Linked DNA regions of Homo sapiens: regions 2 and 3 are each linked to region 1. A link is a loop called in an ENCODE intact Hi-C map of the cell type or tissue named here. Cell type or tissue: CD4-positive, alpha-beta T cell. All regions are shown on one strand. Each heading gives the region's core, and the rest is flanking DNA. Links, peaks and the distances in the headings are about the cores only.

What was found. Peaks named below come from ENCODE experiments on the same cell type or tissue, not always from the same donor. Only the 100,000 strongest peaks of a DNase experiment are listed, where the experiment ranks them.
Region 2: it touches region 1 in a loop (5-fold over the local background); 13 of 110 quality-filtered maps call a loop at or near these places.
Region 3: it touches region 1 in a loop (12-fold over the local background); 93 of 110 quality-filtered maps call a loop at or near these places.

The regions. Positions count from the first base shown.
Region 1 is chr22:30,630,830-30,638,658 of GRCh38, reverse strand. It overlaps SLC35E4 (solute carrier family 35 member E4), which reads right to left and starts at 2,878. Exons shown (of 2, transcript NM_001001479.4): 1 at 1,590-2,878. The coding sequence starts at 2,208. RefSeq lists a silencer at 2,671-3,120 and an enhancer at 3,452-4,156. In CD4-positive, alpha-beta T cell, for the core only: a CTCF peak has its summit at 4,080 (motif pointing left); DNase peaks (open chromatin) are centred at 2,158, 2,998, 3,648, 4,058 and 1 weaker place; H3K4me3 peaks cover 2,325 bases; H3K27ac peaks cover 880 bases.
Region 2 is chr22:31,147,218-31,152,217 of GRCh38, reverse strand. No RefSeq gene overlaps it. Among named protein-coding and RNA genes, the nearest start is that of PLA2G3, 9.2 kb to the right of the region's middle. RefSeq lists a silencer at 4,166-4,344. In CD4-positive, alpha-beta T cell, for the core only: a CTCF peak has its summit at 3,071 (motif pointing right); a DNase peak (open chromatin) is centred at 3,017.
Region 3 is chr22:30,753,574-30,758,573 of GRCh38, reverse strand. The region is part of intron 2 of OSBP2 (oxysterol binding protein 2); the gene reads right to left. Among named protein-coding and RNA genes, the nearest start is that of MIR3200, 25 kb to the right of the region's middle. RefSeq lists a silencer at 2,903-3,052. In CD4-positive, alpha-beta T cell, for the core only: no CTCF peak of the experiment used is centred there; a DNase peak (open chromatin) is centred at 2,993.

The sequences.
Region 1 (7,829 bases), core at 1,625-6,624:
TGTATTTTCAGTAGAGACAGGGTTTCCCCATGTTGGCCAGGCTGGTCTCGAACTCCTGACCTCAGGTGATCCACTTGCCTCGGCCTCCCAAAGTGCTGGGATTACAGCTGTGAGCCACTGCGCCTGGCCCAATTTTTTTTTTTTTTTTTTTTTTTTTGAGATGGAGTCTCACTCTGTCGCCTTGGCTGGAGTGCAGTGGGGCGATCTTGGCTCACTGCAACCTCTGCCACCCGGGTTCAAGCTATTCTCCTGCCTCAGCCTCCCGAGTAGCTGGGATTACAGACACCTGCCATGGCGCCCGGTTAATTTTTTTGTATTTTTAGTAGAGATGGGGTTTCACCACCTTGGTTAGTCTGTTCTTGAACTTCTGACCTCATGATCCACCCGCCTCAGCCTCCCAAAGTGCTGGAATTACAGGCATGAGACACCGCGCCCGGCCCCAATTTTTGTATTTTTAATAGATACAGGGTTTCACCATGTTGGCCAGGGTGGTCTCGAACTCCTGGTCTCAAGAGTCCTCCCACCTCAGCCTCCCAAAGTGCTGGGATTACAGGCATGAGATACCATGCCCAGCCTGTCAAATCATGAACTTCTCTGGGTCTTAGTCCCATCATCTGTAAAATGGGGATAAAGTTGGTGGTTGCCATGACAACTCAAGGTCAACACTCAGCACCAAGCCTGTCACACTGTAGCTCCCAGTAAACAACAGCCCTCCCCAGACTTAGACCTGACCCCTGACCTTCCAAATCCCAGCTCATCCCAGACCCTCCTTTTCTCTCCCTGGCCCATGCTTTCTGGCTTTCCTTTGTGTCCAAAGCCTCAGGCCACATCTCTTGGAAGCATGGAGTCTGACTATCTGGGTTTAGATCTTGCCTCTGCTGCTCACTGGCCACGTGGCCCAGGGCAAGCCTCTTCATCTATCAAATGGGAACAATACAGTGAGATAAAAGGCTAGTCAAACACAGATCACTGGCTATCACTAAATACTGGTTTGTAATTCCAGAACTTCAGGAAGCTGAGGGGGGAAGATCGCTGAGGACAGGAGTTCAAGACCTACCTTGGCAACATAGCAAGACTCTGTGTCTATAAAAAAAAAAAATTAGCTGACCAGGTGGGGTGGCTCACGCTTGAAATCCTAGCACCTTGGGAGGTCAGGAGTTCAAGATCAGCCTGGCCAACATGGTAAAATGCTGTCTCTACTAAAAATACAAAAATTAGCTTAGCGTGGTGGTGTGCACCTGTAGTCCCACTTACTTGGGAGGCTGAGGCAGAAGAATCACTTGAACCCAGGATGCGGAGGCTGTATTGAGCTGAGATCTCACCAATGCAGCCTGGGTGACAGAGCCAGACCCTGTCTAAATAAGTAAATAAACAAATAAACACGAGTTGGGCCTCCAGAGCCTGAGTCTGGGGCCTGGAACTCACTGAACTGTTGGCCCTCTCTGAGCCTCAGTTCTGCTTCCTCCACAGCCATGAACCTCAGTTTCCTCATTTGTAAAATGGGACAACAGCCATACCCCTCACAGGGCCATCCAGGCCATGCACCCACCCGGACCCCCACCTTCTCAATTGGCCACCCAGGCACTTACTTTGCTGAACCGACTTGAGTCCGCGGAGGCAGGTGGCTGCGAGCAGGAAGCCACAGCCGGTAGGGGGTGTCCGGAACTCTCCAGCCAGGCTGCAGGCGGCCCCCAGGCAGAGCGGACCCATGGCGGCCAACTGAAGTGGGTGGTGGCGGCGGCCCAGCAGCAGCGCCGACAGGGCCAGGGTGAACAGAGGTGTGGTGGTAGTAACCAGTTGTGCCAGGTCCAGGGGCACAGCCCTTAGGCCCACGTTGCCGCAGGCCATGGACGTGCCAAAGGTGAGACTGAGCAGTAGGACTCGGCAGCGAGTGCCGCCTGGCATGGGGCGCCGTGCCCCCCGGTGGCATGCCAGGGCTGCCACCAGCATGTGCAGGGCCGACAGCAGCAGGGGCCGCCCAAAGCCGTGCACTGTGAAGATCCACTTGTTGAGGCTTGACATGCTGGCTCCCGCCAGCAGCCACACCAGTGCTGCCATGGCCACTCGGGCCCGGCCAGGCTGCCGGAGGGCCTGAGGGCTGCCAGGGGGCCACTCGGGGGGCCCAGCCGCCTGAGCACCACCAGCTGCTGCTCCTACTTCGGCTGAGGTCATCCTGCCATCATGGTGCTCCGGCGGGCAGCGGCACATCCGCACCAGTGAGGCTAGGGCAGGAGGCGGGCTCCCCAGTGACGACCTCTGGGCCACCAGAGAGTTCCGCTTGGGGCCAGGCTAGATCCTGGTTCCTCCGACCCCGTGTCCCGTTTCAGACAGGTGAGGACACTGCTTACTTGTGCCAGGCCTGTGCCAGCGATGTCTAGAAGCTAAGCTGTGTTTCCAGCTCAGACAGGGCAGAGCCAAGGTCGCGGCTGCTAGGATGCCAGGGTCTCCGATGCTCAAGCGTGGGCTCCAGGCACCTCTGCCCCGTGCCAGGTGGTCTCCACTTTCCTCCTCGCCTAGTGCCCACGTTATGCTTTTAGATGAAATCCTCGTTCCTTTTTTCTCTTCAGTCCCCAGGTCATTAGGGTGCGCGCAGATCCAGACCCTGGGAACTCCTGCGTGCTCTGGCCGTGACCAGGCCTGGCAGGGGGGCGATCTGGGCTCCGCGCCTGGCGGTGCCCGGCCCGGGGGGTCGCGGGCTCGCTGCCTCCCACAGCGCCCGGGCAGTGAGCTGACACCACGGCCCGTCCTCCGGCCGGTGCCTGGCGGCGAGCTAGGCGCGGATCCAGCAGGGCCTGCGCTCCAACTCCTGCTCTCTGAGGCTTTGGCTGCGGCTCTGGCTGCGGCTGTGACTCCGGCTGCGGCTCCTGCTGCGACTCACGCCCGGCTCCAGCTCAGGCCCGGCACGGCGGGCGCGGCGGTGCGCTCTTGACTCCGCCTCCGCCTCTGCCTCCCCCGCCGCCGCCCGCTCCCTACACGGAAAATTGGGCTGAGCACCCCAGCCAAGCCCCGCCCCAGGCCAAGCCCCGCCCCCGGACCGGGAGGGCGGTCTTGCCCCGCCCCAACGCCTCCCGCTCACAGCCCCTCCCCCATCGGCCTGGCATTTCCCCCATCAGCCCTCCTCCGCCCGGGGCCTGCGCATCTGCCCAGTAGACCCCCCCACGAGCTGGCGTGGTCAGCCTCTCTTCGCCGCCAGGGGGGACCAAGTCGCTCCCCACCCAGCGCCAAGGCGAGCCCTCCATGGAGATGAACGCGCATTGCTGGAGACACTGGGGTATCCCGCACAGCCGCCCAGGCTATCTTCAAGAAGCAGGGTAGTGAGGAGGGGCCCACAGCCCCCATCCTAGGACCAGTCTTACGCCCACCTGATCTCTGGCCACAATTATCTCGTGGGACCTCAGCATCCAGCAGAGCTGGATTACGGGGTCCCTTAAGGCACCTCCATCGCCCCTCCGTAGCCCCAGCATCCTCCCCAGCCTCCCAGTCCAGGGCGGCGCCCCCTGGGGACCCTCAGAGGGAAGCTGAATCACCAGGCAGGGATACCCACAGCTGCGGAAGTAGGTACCGCCGGCCGGCATCCTTCCCCGGCCAGCAGCCTCTGTCCGGTCCCCTGAGCACTCGAAGCTGACTCATAGCAGAACTTCCTGGGGTCCACCCTGTGCCCCAGCCCCGGCAAGACAGAGCCCTGGGCTGGGAGGCAGAGCGGTTGCCACTGAGCCCTTGTTCCTGTCTGGGTCTCGGTTTTCCCACCAGAACGACAGACGCTCTCTGAGGTCAGGATTGGGTAAACGGCGCGCCCCAGGGCAGAAGAGGTCCATCCAGATTCCAGGCTAGGCCAGGCCCTGGCCCCTCTGAGCTCTGAAGTCCGGGAGCACGAGGACCAAGGCCCAGCCATGTGCCCAGTATCAGATGTGAGCCTCTTTCCTGTTGTCGGTCTTCCTACTAGGCTCCTGCCCAAGAGGACCCAGCTCACCCCTTGCCTGTTGTCTAACCAGCAAATCCTTGATGACAGCAACCTGTCTTGAGACACAAGATCTCAAAGGGGTACCGCTGAACCCAGCCCGCTGCGCCCTCTGGTGGCCAGGCGCTGAATATAGCCCTCAATCCCCATCCCAATCACAGGACGCGGGTTTAAAATCCCCAGCCTCAAAGGAGGCCTGCTGAATCAGAGGCTCTCTGTCACGGGTGGGCCTGGGAATTTACATGGTCACATTTGCCTCTGTAAGTCCGACGCCCGCTGGAGCCTGCAGATCTCTGCTGAATAGCCTAAGCTACAGCGCAGGGGGTGCAGATAGGGAAATTTCCAGGCCAAGGACCAAAAAATGGTGGCATTTAGTGTTTCTCCAGAAAGGGTTGTGGAAAGGAAACTAAGCCAGCCAAAGCGGATGGCCCCTCTCCCGCACCCCCTTGCCATTTCCTGAGGAAGAGAAATCTGGGACCCCTAAGGGTTATAATTATCTTTGATATTTTGTCAGGTTTTTTTGTTTGTTTGTTTTCCAAGACCGAGTTTCGCTCTTGTTGCCCAGGCTGGAGTGCAATGGCACGATCTCAGCTCACTGCAACCTCTGCCTCCCAGGTTCAGGTGGTTCTCCTACCTCAGCCTCCCGAGTAGCTGGGATTACAGGCGTGCGCCACCAAACCCGGCTAATTTTTGTATTTTTAGTAGAGACAGGGTTTCACCATGTTGGTCAGGTTGGTCTCAAACTCTTGACCTCAGGTGATCCACCCACCCTGGCCTCCCAAAGTGCTGAGATTACAGGCGTAAACCACCACGCCCAGCCTGGATTTTGTCAGTTTTCTAGTAAGTCTCCTTTAGTAAAAAACAATAGTCTGGGTACAGTGGCTCATGCCTGTAGTCCCAGCACGTTGGGAGGCTGAGGCATGAGGATCACTTGAGCTCAGGAGTTGGAGACCAGCTTGGGCAACAGGGCAAAGCCTCGTGTCTACAGAAAATACAAAAATAAGCTGGGAGGCTGGCCGAAGAGGTTCACGCCTGTAATCCCAGCACTTTAGGAGGCCGAGGCTGGCGGATCACTTAAGGTCAGGAGTTGGAGACAGCCTGGCCAACATGGTGAAACCCCGTCTCTACTAAAAATACAAAAATTAGCTGGGTGTGGCGGTGGGCGCCTGTAGTCCCAGCTACTCAGGTGGCTGAGGCAGGGGAATCGCTTGAACCCGGGAGGCAGAGCTTGCAGTGAGCCAAAATCACACCACTGCACTCCAGCCTGGAAGAAATCGCACTACTGCACTCCAGCCTGGACGAAAGAGCAAGACTGCATCTCAAAAACAAACAAACAAACAAACAAACATGAGCTTGGCATGGTGGTGTCTGCCTGTAGTCCCAGCTACTCAGGGGATTGGGAGGGAGGATCCCTTGAGCCCAGGAGATGGAGGCTGCAGTGAGCTAAGATTGCACCACTGCACTCCAGCCTGGGTGACAAAGACCCTGCCTCAAAAAAAAATTTTTTTTTTTTTTTGAGAGAGTCTCGCTCTGTCGCCCAGGCTGGAGTGCAGTGGCACGATCTCAGCTCACTACAAGCTCCGCCTCCTGGGTTCATGCTATCCTCCTGCCTCAGCCTCCTGAGTAGCTGGGACTACAGGTTCACGCCACCACGCCCGGCTAATTTTTTGTATTTTTAGTAGAGACAGGGTTTCACCGTGTCAGCCAGGATGGTCTCGATCTCCTGACCTTGTGATCCACCCGCCTTGGCCTCCCAAAGTGCTGGCATTACAGGGGTGAGCCACCGCACCCGACCAAAACTTTTTTAAATTTAATTAAAAAATAATAAGAGAGAAAAAACCAACAACAGTAATATTTTTTTTTTGAGATGGAGTTTCGCTCTTGTCACCCAGGCTGGAGTGCAGTGGCACAATCTCAGCTCACTGCAACCTCTGACACCCCCCGACCCCGGGTTCAAGTGATTCTCCTGCCTCAGCCTCCCAAGTACCTGCCATCATGCCTGGCTAATTTTTGTATTTTTACTAGAGATGGGGTTTCACCATGTTGGCCAGGCTGGTCTCGAACTCCTGACCTCAGGTGATCCACCCACCTTGGCCTCCCAAAGTGCTGGGATTACAGGCATGAGCCACCTTGCTCAGCAACAATAATAATTTATATATACATAAATTTTATTGCCCTCTCCCTCTCCCTCTCCCCACGGTCTCCCTCTCCCTCTCTTTCCACCGTCTCCCTCTGATGCCGAGCCGAAGCTGGACTGTACTGCTGCCATCTCAGCTCACTGCAACCTCTCTGCCTGATTCTCCTGCCTCAGCCTGCCGAGTGCCCGCGATTGCAGGCACGCGCCGCCACGCCTGACTGGTTTTCGTATTTTTTTGGTGGAGACGGGGTTTTGCTGTGTTGGCCGGGCTGGTCTCCAGCTCCTAACCGCGAGTGATCTGCCAGCCTCGGCCTCCCGAGGTGCCGGGATTGCAGACGGAGTCTGGTTCACTCAGTGCTCAATGTTGCCCAGGCTGGAGTGCAGTGGCGTGATCTCGGCTCGCTACAACCTCCACCTCCCAGCTGCCTGCCTTGGCCTCCCAAAGTGCCGGGAGTGCAGCCTCTGCTCAGCCGCCACCCCGTCTGGGAAGTGAGGAGCGTCTCTGCCTGGCCACCCATCGTCTGGGACGTGAGGAGCCCCTCTGCCTGGCTGCCCAGTCTGGAAAGTGAGGAGCGTCTCTGCCCGGCCGCCATCCCATCTAGGAAGTGAGGAGCGCCTCTTCCCAGCCGCCATCCCATCTAGGAAGTGAGGAGCGTCTCTGCCCGGCTGCCCATCGTCTGAGATGTGGGGAGCGCCTCTGCCCTGCCGCCCCGTCTGGGATGTGAGGAGCGCCTCTGCCCGGCCGCAACCCCGTCTGGGAGGTGAGGAGCGTCTCTGCCCGGCCGCCCCGTCTGAGAAGTGAGGAGCCCCTCCGCCCGGCAGCCGCCCCGTCTGAGAAGTGAGGAGCCCCTCCGCCCGGCAGCCACCCCGTCTGTGAAGTGAGGAGCGTCTCCGCCGGCAGCCACCCCGTCCGGGAGGGAGGTGGGGGTCAGCCCCCGCCCGGCCAGCCGCCCCGTCCTGGAGGTGAGGGGCGCCTCTGCCCGGCCACCCCTACTGGGAGGTGAGGAGCCCCTCTGCCCGGCCACCACCCTGTCTGGGAGGTGTGCCCAGCAGCTCATTGAGAACGGGCCATGATGACAATGGCGGTTTTGTGGAATAGAAGAGGGGGAAAGGTAGGGAAAAGATTGAGAAATCGGATGGTTGCCGTGTCTGTGTAGAAAGAAGTAGACATGGGAGACTTTTCATTTTGTTCTGTACTAAGAAAAATTCTTCTGCCTTGGGATCCTGTTGATCTGTGACCTTACCCCCAACCCTGTGCTCTCTGAAACATGTGCTGTGTCCACTCAGGGTTAAATGGATTAAGGGCGGTGCAAGATGTGCTTTGTTAAACAGATGCTTGAAGGCAGCATGCTCGTGTCATCACCACTCCCTAATCTCAAGTACCCAGGGACACAAACACTGCGGAAGGCCGCAGGGTCCTCTGCCTAGGAAAACCAGAGACCTTTGTTCACTTGTTTATCTGCTGACCTTCCTTCCACTATTGTCCTATGACCCTGCGAAATCCCCCTCTGCGAGAAACACCCAAGAATGATCAATAAAAAAAAAAAAAAACAAACAAACAAACAAAAAAAAAACCACGGCCTTTGTTATGTTTCTTAATCTCTGTAAATTAGCATAGATGCCATCTCCTGTCTCCCCTCCCCCATTTTTGACATTGTCATGTTGATAGACCAGGTCAATTTTTCTTTAGAACTCTTCTTCTGGGTTTATCTGATTTTTTTCTTCGTGTTGTAT
Region 2 (5,000 bases), core at 1-5,000, 520 kb before region 1:
TGTTGGTCAGGCTGGTCTCAAACTCCTGGAGGTCATTTTCTCATACTTTTCTCAGTGAGTCCTTTTAACAGTTCATTGAGGAAAGAAGTATTTGTGGCCACTTTACAGAGGAGGAAGCTGAAGTTCAGAGAGGTGAGGAAATGTGACCAAGGTCACACAACAAGGAAATAGAGCCAGATTCAGTGCTTCCAAGTCCAGAAGGGTGAACTAGAAGTAGGGCTGCCAGATAAAATACAGGATATGCCCAATTAAATTTGAAGTTCACATAAACATCAAATTTTAAAAAATATAAATATGTCCCAAATATCACCTGGGACATACTTACATTTAAAAATTATTATGCTGGGTGCGGTGGCTTATGCCTGTAATCCCAACAGTTTGGGAAGCCAAGGCAGGAGGATCGCTTGAAGCCAGGAATTTGAGACCAGCTTGGGCCACATAGACCCCATCTCTACTAAAAGTTTTAAAAATTAGCCAGGCGTGGTGGTGCACGCCTATAGTCCCAGTTACTCAGGAGGCAGAAATGGGAGGATCACTTGAGCCCAGGAATTCAAGGCTGCAGTGAGCCATGATTGTGCCACTGCACTCCAGTCTGGGCAACAAAGCAAGATCTTGTCTCAAAAGAAAAAAAAATTACATGTTCTTTATCTGAAATTCAAAATTAACTTGACTTTTCTTTTTTGCTAAATCTTTGGTAGAGGGAATGCCTACACCTTGACGGCATAAAAGGGCAGAGCCTAGGACTGTGGGGTCTGGGAGAGAAGTGAGAGTGACTTCGCGACCCCTTCTCAGGCCTCAAGGAGGAGGCCCAGGCACTAGCACCAAGCCACCAGGGTCTACACAAACCAGGGTCTACACAGCTCCCGGACAGGTGTCTAGAAACTTTCCCAGGATGTAGGGCAATGAACACTTAAAGGGACAAAGGCCCTCAGACTCTCCCCAACCCTGTACCACATTTATTCACCCTCCTCCATACCAAGAAATTACCCTATCCTTTGTCCTCCATGTTCAGACCAAAAACCTGGGAATCATTCTTGTTTCCCCAATGCTACATGTAGAGCTGTGCTATCCGAAACAGTGGTCTTCGGTCTCATGTGGCTGAGTGCTTGAGATGGAATCCAAATTGAAATGCACAATAAGTGTAAATAAAATACACACAGGATATCAAAAACTTGGTACCAAAAAAGGGTGTAAAATGGCTTGTTAATAATTTAAAAATAGTGATTACATATTGAAATAATATTTTACACATCGGATCACATAAAGTGTATTATTAATCTTTTTTTTTGAGACCGGGTCTCACTCTCTCATCCAGACTGGAGTGCAGTGGCAGGATTGATCAAAGTTCATTGCAGCCTGAAGTCCTGGACTCAAAGTGATCCTCCCACCTCAGCCACCAGGGGTGCACCACCAGGTCCAGCTCACAAAATGTCTTATTAAAATTACTTTCACCTCTTTCTTTTATGTTCTCGATGGCTAGAAAATTTCAGATTACATTTGTGGCTAGCATTGGAATTCTGTTGACCAGTGTGGGTGCAGACATGGTCTGATTTGTTCATCTGTAAAATAGGTTTGGAGAGGTGGAGTCATTGGCTCATAGTCATACGCAGCGTCCAACCTTGGCATAGTGGGATGGGAAATCAGGTTATTTTGAACCCTGAGCCCATGGCTACCCGTCAGCCCCCTGGGCTGACATTTGACCTCTTCCAGAATCATATGCCCTCCTGAAACCACAACCAGTCCTCAGTGGAGACCTAAGGTATGCTCGCCCATCCTAGTGTGGGGACTTGGGGGTGGGGGTGGGGGCGGGGGCTTCCTGAATGGGATTGTAACCCCCCACCAAATTCACCTTGCCTGCTGCCTAGACAGAGCCGATTTATCAAGACAGGGGAATTGGAATGGGGAAAGAGTAATTAATGTAGAGCCGGCTGTGGGGGAGACCCGAGTTTTATTGTTACTCAAATCAGTCTTCCAGAGCATTTGGAGATCAGAGTTTTTAAAGATAATTTGTAGGGGCTTAGGAAGTGGGGAGTGCTGATTGGTCAGGTTGGAGATGGAATTATAGGGGGTCGAAGGGAGTTTTTCTTGCTGTCTTCTGTTCCTGGGTGGGATGGCAGAGCTGGTTGAGCCACATTACTTGTCTGGGTAGTGTCAGCTGATCCATCCAGTGCAGGGTCTGCAAAATACCTCAAGCACTGATCTTAGATTTTACAATACTGATGTTATCCCCAGGAGCAATTTGGGGAGGTTCAGACTCTTGGAGCCGGAGGCTGCATGACCCTAAACTGTAATTTCTAATCTTGTAGCTAATCTGTTAGTCTTGCAAAAACAGACTGGTCCCCACCAGGCAAGAAAAGGGTCTTTTTGGAAAAGGGCTATTACCAATTTTGTTTCAGAGTCAAATGATTAACTGAATTCCTTCCCAAAGTTAGTTTGGCCTACGCCCAGGAATGAACAAGGTCAGCTTAAAGGTTAGAAGCAAGATGGAGTCGGTGAGGTCTGATTTCTTTCAGTGTCATGATTTCCTCAGTTATAATTTTTGCAAAGGTGGTTTCAGGATGGCTAAGCCAACATCTGAAGGATGAGTAAGAACAAGCCAGGTAAAGAAGGGGGAAAAGTGTTTTAGGCAAAGGGAACAGCATGTGCAAAGGCTCTTAGAGAGTGTGTTAATTGAGAATATGAATGTAGTTCCGTGTGGTTAGAACAGAGATGTGGGGAGTAGGTGAGGTCAGCTGGGCTCAGATCCTGCAGTGCCCACCAGGCTTCAGCATGAGCCTCTCTGGTCAGAAGACAGATGTAGACAGTGGAGAGAACTGGCTATGTTTGTGTTTTAGAAAGATTGGGCCTGCTACCGTTTGGAGAACCACTGTTCCAAGAGATAAAATTGAGAACCAGAGAAGAAAAGGGCTTGTTCAGGGTCATATAGCGAATCAGAGCCAAGAAGGACTAGGCTAGCAGGCACAACCGACCAGGAAAGGAGCAGACAGCCTTGTTCAGGAGTCTCAAGGAGGCACTGGCATGGGGTGTCCACTAGATGACAGCAGAGGCTGGACCAAACTCCAGGGGCTTCGGGCAGGACCCACCCTGCTTTTCCACAAGCCTTCCTCTTTCCATTTCCCTGGTCTGGGCATCAGAGGGCCTCTTTCCTAACCCTTTTCTCCAGACCCCAGAGCAGCAAGGAGAGCCCTGGGTGTCAGGAGGCTCAGAGACTAGCCCTAGCTCCATTTCCCCTCTGCCATTGACATAGGGCAAATTCAAAGATTAAAAACTGCTTGAGAACTTGAGTCTTTGGCTGTAGAAATAGAAGTGGCATTATTAGTCTACCAGGAGCCACATTCTGTAGTTAGATCTCCTGCTGAGCCTCTTGATCCTCCTTTAATGCTCCCTGTCCACCCACCCTCTTCATTCTATCTTGTGAGTTAGACTCCCAGAGACTGTCAATGGCCCCAAGGCCCAGGCCAGCCCTAAGAGGGAAGGAAGGGATGTGAGCTAAGTTCTCTGAGTTAGAGCCAACACAAACAGCCCAGGTTTAAACCTCAGCCAAGGGGCCTTGTGTAGAACAAAATAGTGGATATGTCGCAGAGCTTTGGGCAAATCTGATCTCCTCCTAGGGCCTCCATTGTGAAATGAGGTGAAGAGTCCCTGGGTGTCTTCACTTCACTCCTGCTGGGCAGGGTTACCAGATATAGTAAACAAAAACACAGGATATGCAGTTAAATTAGAATTTCAGATAACTAAAAAAGTAATTGCAGCCAGGCACAGTGGCTCATGCCTGTAATCCCAGCACTTTGGGAGGCCAAGGCAGGCAGATCACTTGAGGTCAGGAGTTCAAGACCAGCCTGGCCAACATGGTGAAACCCTATCTCTACGAAAAATACAAAAATTAGCTGGGTGTGGTGGCGGGAGCCTGTAATCCAAGCTACTCAGGAGGCTGAGGCAAGACAATCGCTTAAACCCAGGAGGTGGAGATTGCAGTGAGCCGAGATTGTGCCACTGCACTCCAGCCTGGGTAACAGAGCAAACTCCATCTAAAAAATAAAAATAAAAATAAATAATAATAATTGCAATGTTTGGGCATATACTTACATAAAAATTATTTATCGTTTTCTGAAATTCAAATGTAACTAGACTTTTTTTTTTTTATCTGACAACTCTAGTACTGGGACATGGTAGGATGTCAAGTGGTGTTGGAACAGGAGGGGAGTGAATCTTGCACTCAGCATCATTCTATCCCATACCCCAAGGTCCTTTGGGGCTTCATTGTCCAGGTAGGTAGATCTCTCACAGCCCATTCTGCCCCTTGTTTCTACTGGATTTCCCTATAGTTTCTGGCTTACTGTGAGGCATTCCCCTCAGTGAGCTCCTTCCCCAACTCTGATCTTCACTGCACTCCAGGGAAGAAAGAAAAGTAGGCATAAGCATCCCAATCAGTAGAGTGTATAACAGGGATTCAGCCAAAGTAACTGACTTGCCCAAGGCTGCCCAGGAGGGGAAGTGGAGCTAGGGGTTGAACCCAGGGTATAGGGAAGGATCTCCTGGGCTTCTTAGAACCCCACTAGCAGGCTGGAGTCATCTGGGGACATACAAGGAGCCCACATTCTACAGCCTGGTGAACTGAATATCAGGTCAGTCACACCACCATCTTGCCTGGCTTCTGCCCTCAAGTGCCCTCCTTAAATGAAGATCTCATTTGTCAAAGGCTACTGTGTGTCAGTCACTGAGGCACTTTAGTTACACTCACATTAATCCTCATGGCATAAATGTTATTATCTCCGCTTTACCAATGAGGCCCAAAGAGGCAAAAAGACTTGGCTGAGATCACACAGAAAGTGAGAAAAAGTCTAGGTCTCAAATTTGGGTCTGATCTGGGCTTATTCCATCCTACCATACTGCCTTCCCTACACCAATGGTGTTAGATACACCTGGAGTTTTTAGGTGGAAGACTAATCTGCAAACAATAACAGTTTTGTTTCTTCCTTTCCAAACTTGACAATTTGTAT
Region 3 (5,000 bases), core at 1-5,000, 120 kb before region 1:
CTCCCCTGAGTCCACTCTAGAAGATACTGGAGGGAAAAAATTGTAACCTCACCACCTGTTTGGTGTTACCTCAGATTCTGGTCTTCTCTAGTCTGCTTGTGGCTACTTAATTTTCAGGGTGCTCAAATAGCTGCTCTGTGCATTCTGTCCACATTTTATTTTATTTTATTTTTGAGACAGAGTCTCGCTCTGTCACCCAGGCTGGAATGCAGTGGTGCCATCTCGGCTCACTGCAACCTCTTCCTCCCGGGATCAAGTGATTATCACACCTCAGCCTCCCCAGTAGCTGGACTACAAGCGTGCGCCACCACACCCGGCTAATTTTTGTATTTTTAGTAGAGATGGGGTTTCACCATGTTGGCCAGGCCGGTCTCGAACTCCTGGCCTCAAGTGATCGGCCTGCCTCAGGCTTCCAAAGTGCACGGATTACAGGCATGAGCCACTGTGCCTGGCCCTGTCCATGTTTCATAGCTGCAGAGTGAAACCTTCTCACTTAATCCTACCTGGAACTGGAACTGAGCAGAATTGGATTTTAAAAGACTCACTCTTGCTGTCCAGACTCTGGGAGGTCAGATAGTGAAACTGGGTTGGAGGCCAGGCAGATGGAGGGCAGTGGGCAGATGTGAAAGTGCTCAGGTCTGGCACTGACAGGATCTGCTGACAAGCTGCACATGAGGGATCAGGGAGGGCAGGACTCAAGGTGACACCCAGGTTCACTTCTTAGTCATCTGCCAGGTCTGGAAAGTGACCTGAGACCTTGGCTAGTACAGTTTCAAAGTAGTGAGTGGTGGGTCATATGCAGTGGGAAGAGGCCAGGAGAGAGGTTGAGGCTACAGGAGTGACAAAACAGCAATAAGGCTGGGTGCAGTGGCTCATGTCTGTAATCCCAGCACTTTGGGAGGCCGAGGCGGGCAGACCACTTGAGGTCAGGAGTTTGAGACCAGCCTGGCCAACATGGTGGAACCCTGTCTCTACCGAAAATACAAAAATTAGCCAGGTATGGTGGCACCCACCTGTAGACCCAGCTACTCGGGAGACTGAGACAGGAGAATCACTTGAACCCGGGAGGCGGAGGTTGCAGTGAGCCGAGATCATGCCATTGTACTCCAGCTTGGGCGACAGAGACTCTGTCTCAAAAAAAAAAGAAAAGAAAAGGAAAAAGAAAACAGCGATAAAACCAAGTCCCCCAGCAAGAGGGAGAAAATCACCCTTTGAAGCTGGCACTGCTTCAAAGGGGAGAAATGTCTCCACTGGAATCATTTGGGATTCATATGGCAGGGGGGACGCAGGGAGCGTGTAATGGCAGAGAGCTGAGGGGCTCAGCTGTGGATCTGGTTTTGTTCTATGCATGAGGAAGCAAGATCTTTTGCAGTGTGGCAGGAGGCAGCAGTGAAAATATACAGAGTAGCAAGGACGTCCCTGGGAGATGGGAGAGAAAGGTGGTGAGGGACTCACACAAAGGGGACAGGTACTGATCAAGGCCAGCAGATATTCTGGGTTTGAGGAGTGTGGTCTGCCTGGCTGGGAGGTGTCAACGCACAGCAGATACCCTGCGTTTGAGGAGTGTGGTCTGCATGGTTGGAAGGGGTCACCACACAGCAGATACCCTGGGTTTGAGGAGTGTTGTCTGCATGGCTGGGAGGGTCACTGCAGAACGTGGCTGCATAGCATGTGTACGTGTGCTCAGCAAAGGGCCCTATCACCCCTGCCTGAAGGTAGAAGGTGCAGAACTGACAGGTCATCACCCAAAGACTGACAATGTTACTTCCGTCAGCTGAGTGGCCACCACACTCCAGTGACTGCTGGGCAGTTTGTAGCATGATTTGATTTATCCCTCTTGACAACTCTAAGAGGTTTTTTTTGTTTGTTTGTTTTGTTTTTTTAATGGAGTCTCGCTCTGTCGTCCAAGCTGGAGTGCAGCGGCATGATCTTTGCTCACCGCAAACTCCACCTCCCGGGTTCGAACGATTCTTCTGCCTCAGCCTCCTGAGTAGCTGTGACTACAGGCGTGCGCCACCATGCCCAGCTAATTTTTGTATTTTTACTAGAGACGGGGTTTCACCGTATTGGTCAGGCTGGTCTGGAACTCCTGACCTCGTGATCCGCCCACCTCAGCCTCCCAAAGTCAAAGTGCTGGGGTTACAGGCGTGAGACACCATGCCTGGCCCCTAAAAGGTCTTTATCATTACATACACTTTGTGGGTGAAGAGACAGAGGCAGAGGGACCCACCTTATAAGTGACACAGTCTGGATTTGGGCCCAACCTGTCTAGTGCCTGGGCTGCCCCATGGTTAGACAGAGGACAAACAGGTGTGAAGGAAGCCAGACAACCAGGAGAGAGAGGAAGAACTCACCCCAGCAGGGATGAACCACAGGGCGAGGCCAAGTGAGAAAGGAAAAGAAAAACGCAACTGCCACCTGGAGGAGTCAGATCTGGAAGGGCACTGGAAGGGTAACTGCTGTGGTGGCCAGAACAGGGCTTCTGATTTTAAGATTACTGAGCCAGAGCCCACAGAGTCTGGAGGTGACCATGTGGGGGCAGAGGTGGACAGGGCCTAGTGGGGTCAGGCTGCGTGGGGACTGGTGCTCCACGTTAAGGCACAGCTGAAGATGCAAGAGCATGCCGACCAGGGAACGAGGCCCAGGGGTTGAGGACAAGCTCCATGGCCAAGGGCCCTGGTGGACCTGAGGGCTGAGACGGGTGGGGTGCAATCCTAGCAGAGGCACCAAGACACCAGGATTTGGAAGAATGAGTGGCACAGGGAGGGGAACGCTGAAGAGGGGCACAATCGACCAGTCCCTGGGCCAGGTTTGCCCCTCTTGGAGGGTGGGGGCTGCGTAGGTGAAAGTTCCTTCTCCTGGTTGGACTCTTCTCCCCAGAGGTCTCACATTCTGATGACCCTGTGGGGACCTTATAAAGACAGGTGAGCAAGCCAGCCCTGGTTGACTCAACATGCCCTCAGAAGGGCCTCAATCCAGCCACCAGATGGCAGCTGGAAATAAGACAAAGCTTCCCGAAGTCAAAAGAGGCCTACACTTCGGAAGCTGCTTAAACAACCAATCACACGGTCCTGGGGTTGCCTGATTCCTCATCAGAACAGCAGAAAACTCCATGCCCTTCCTCATATGAATTTTTCTAATAAAGGATAAGAAAGGAATGAGAATCTGATAATAAGGACTCTCTTGAAAGGCTGCTTGGTCCTGTGGTGAGCTCTGGTCTCTCTGGTGATATGGGGCCCTGTACATCTCCAGCCCAGCAGGGAAGTCTCCTGATCTGTGGCCCAGGACATCATCTGAGGTCCCAGCCATCAGCTGCCCAGAGCTCTGCACCCACTCTGCTCTAAGCGCCCCTGTGGGTCTGGCATGCCCAGTGGGTGTAAAGCATGACTGTTTAGTGGCCACGGCCTACACAGCTATAGATCTATAGATGTTGTCCATCAGCAGCTGAGAAGTGCCCACAGGGGGACACAAGTGAGCTGATCCTGGCTAGGGCGTTGGAGATGCGTGTGCTGAAAGCTAAGAGGTCAGGAAGATAGGGTCCCAGCAAGAAAGAGGAGAGGCTGCCCAGCAGAAAGAGTGGGTATACAGGAAGAAAGCAGAGGGGTCAAGGACGGGGAGTTTTTATGAGCTTGAAGACAGATGGGAAGATCAGTGATGGGGACAGGAAGATGTAGTCAGCAGAAAGCTATATGGCAATGGGAGGCTTTGAGATGGGGCAAGGGCAGCCCCAAGAGGCAATGACCAAAGCTGATCCAGAAGCCAGGGGGCTGGACAGGTCAACCCCTGCCCCAGCACAGCAGCAGGAGGTCCATGCAGAGGAGCTCCAGGTGGAGAAGTCAGACACACATGGAGACCCCAAGATGAGGCCGGCGGGGCAGGACAGCACAGCACACAGGCTTCCCTGAGGCCAAGGGAGAGCCCTCGGGGGTGACACAAAGGACATGGGGAAGGTAAGGCAGCTTGCTACAGAGCAGGGTGGGGTGTAAGCCAAGGGGCACGGGGAAACAGTGAGGTGCCTACTCCACCCCAGGTACAGCTCTTCTCTCCTCTGCATGGGCCAGCATACCTGTGCTGCCCACATGAGTCTCTCCTCAGCCCCAAACAGTGAGCTCCTTAAAGGCCAGGTCCAAGCCTGTGCCTGTTCATCTCTGAGTTCCCTGCATCTGGCTCAGCCCCCAGGACACACAAGGACACCAATCAAAGCCTGCTGAGGGACATATGCATGCACTTTAGTGCATAAGAACCATTTTGCCTTTCAGTGACCTTGCAGGATTGCGTTGCTTTCTTTCACAGAACAGGAGCCTTCCAATGTCAACAATAAACAGGAACTATAAACAGAGGGAGTGTGCAGGGAAAACACATCCAGGGAGTTTCAGCATCTTCTCACGCACTTGGAAAAGTCTGCCCAATTTTTGGCTGAAGTCCAGCCAAAAGATTCAAAGGAAAATCTATTTTTTCCCCAAGCAGCAGAAAGAAAGACTCAGAGTAATTCTCTCAAGTGCTGTGTGCCTCTGATTTCTTGGAGTTTGATCAATGTGACACAATATTTGGGCATAACAATTAAGAACAAATAAATTCCACACAGGGAACAATGTGTCATCCAGCCCCAAATACACAGGTGGAAGGGAATGTGAGAGCTGCCACCAGGCAAAACGGAAGGAATACCAAACTGGCTGGAGAAAAGGCCACTGCATTCCAGGGCATTCTACAGGACATGCTTGCTTCACTGCTTTCAAATCCCTCTCATAACTTCAAATATGTGGAAAAAGTTTGTTTCCCCCTGAAGGGTTGCAGGCAAATATGCCCTTCTCCTGGGGATAAGTCCAATAATAACTCTTTTCAGAGGGAGCCAAATAACCCGTGTTCAAACCATCACATGCAAAATCCTTGGGAAAGCACATCATCCCGCTCTGTGGTGGCTGCTGACCAAAGACGGTTTGGCCTGGAGTGGACAGGTGACTTCTACACTCTGGCCACTGAGCCTGTCCAGCCCTCCCATC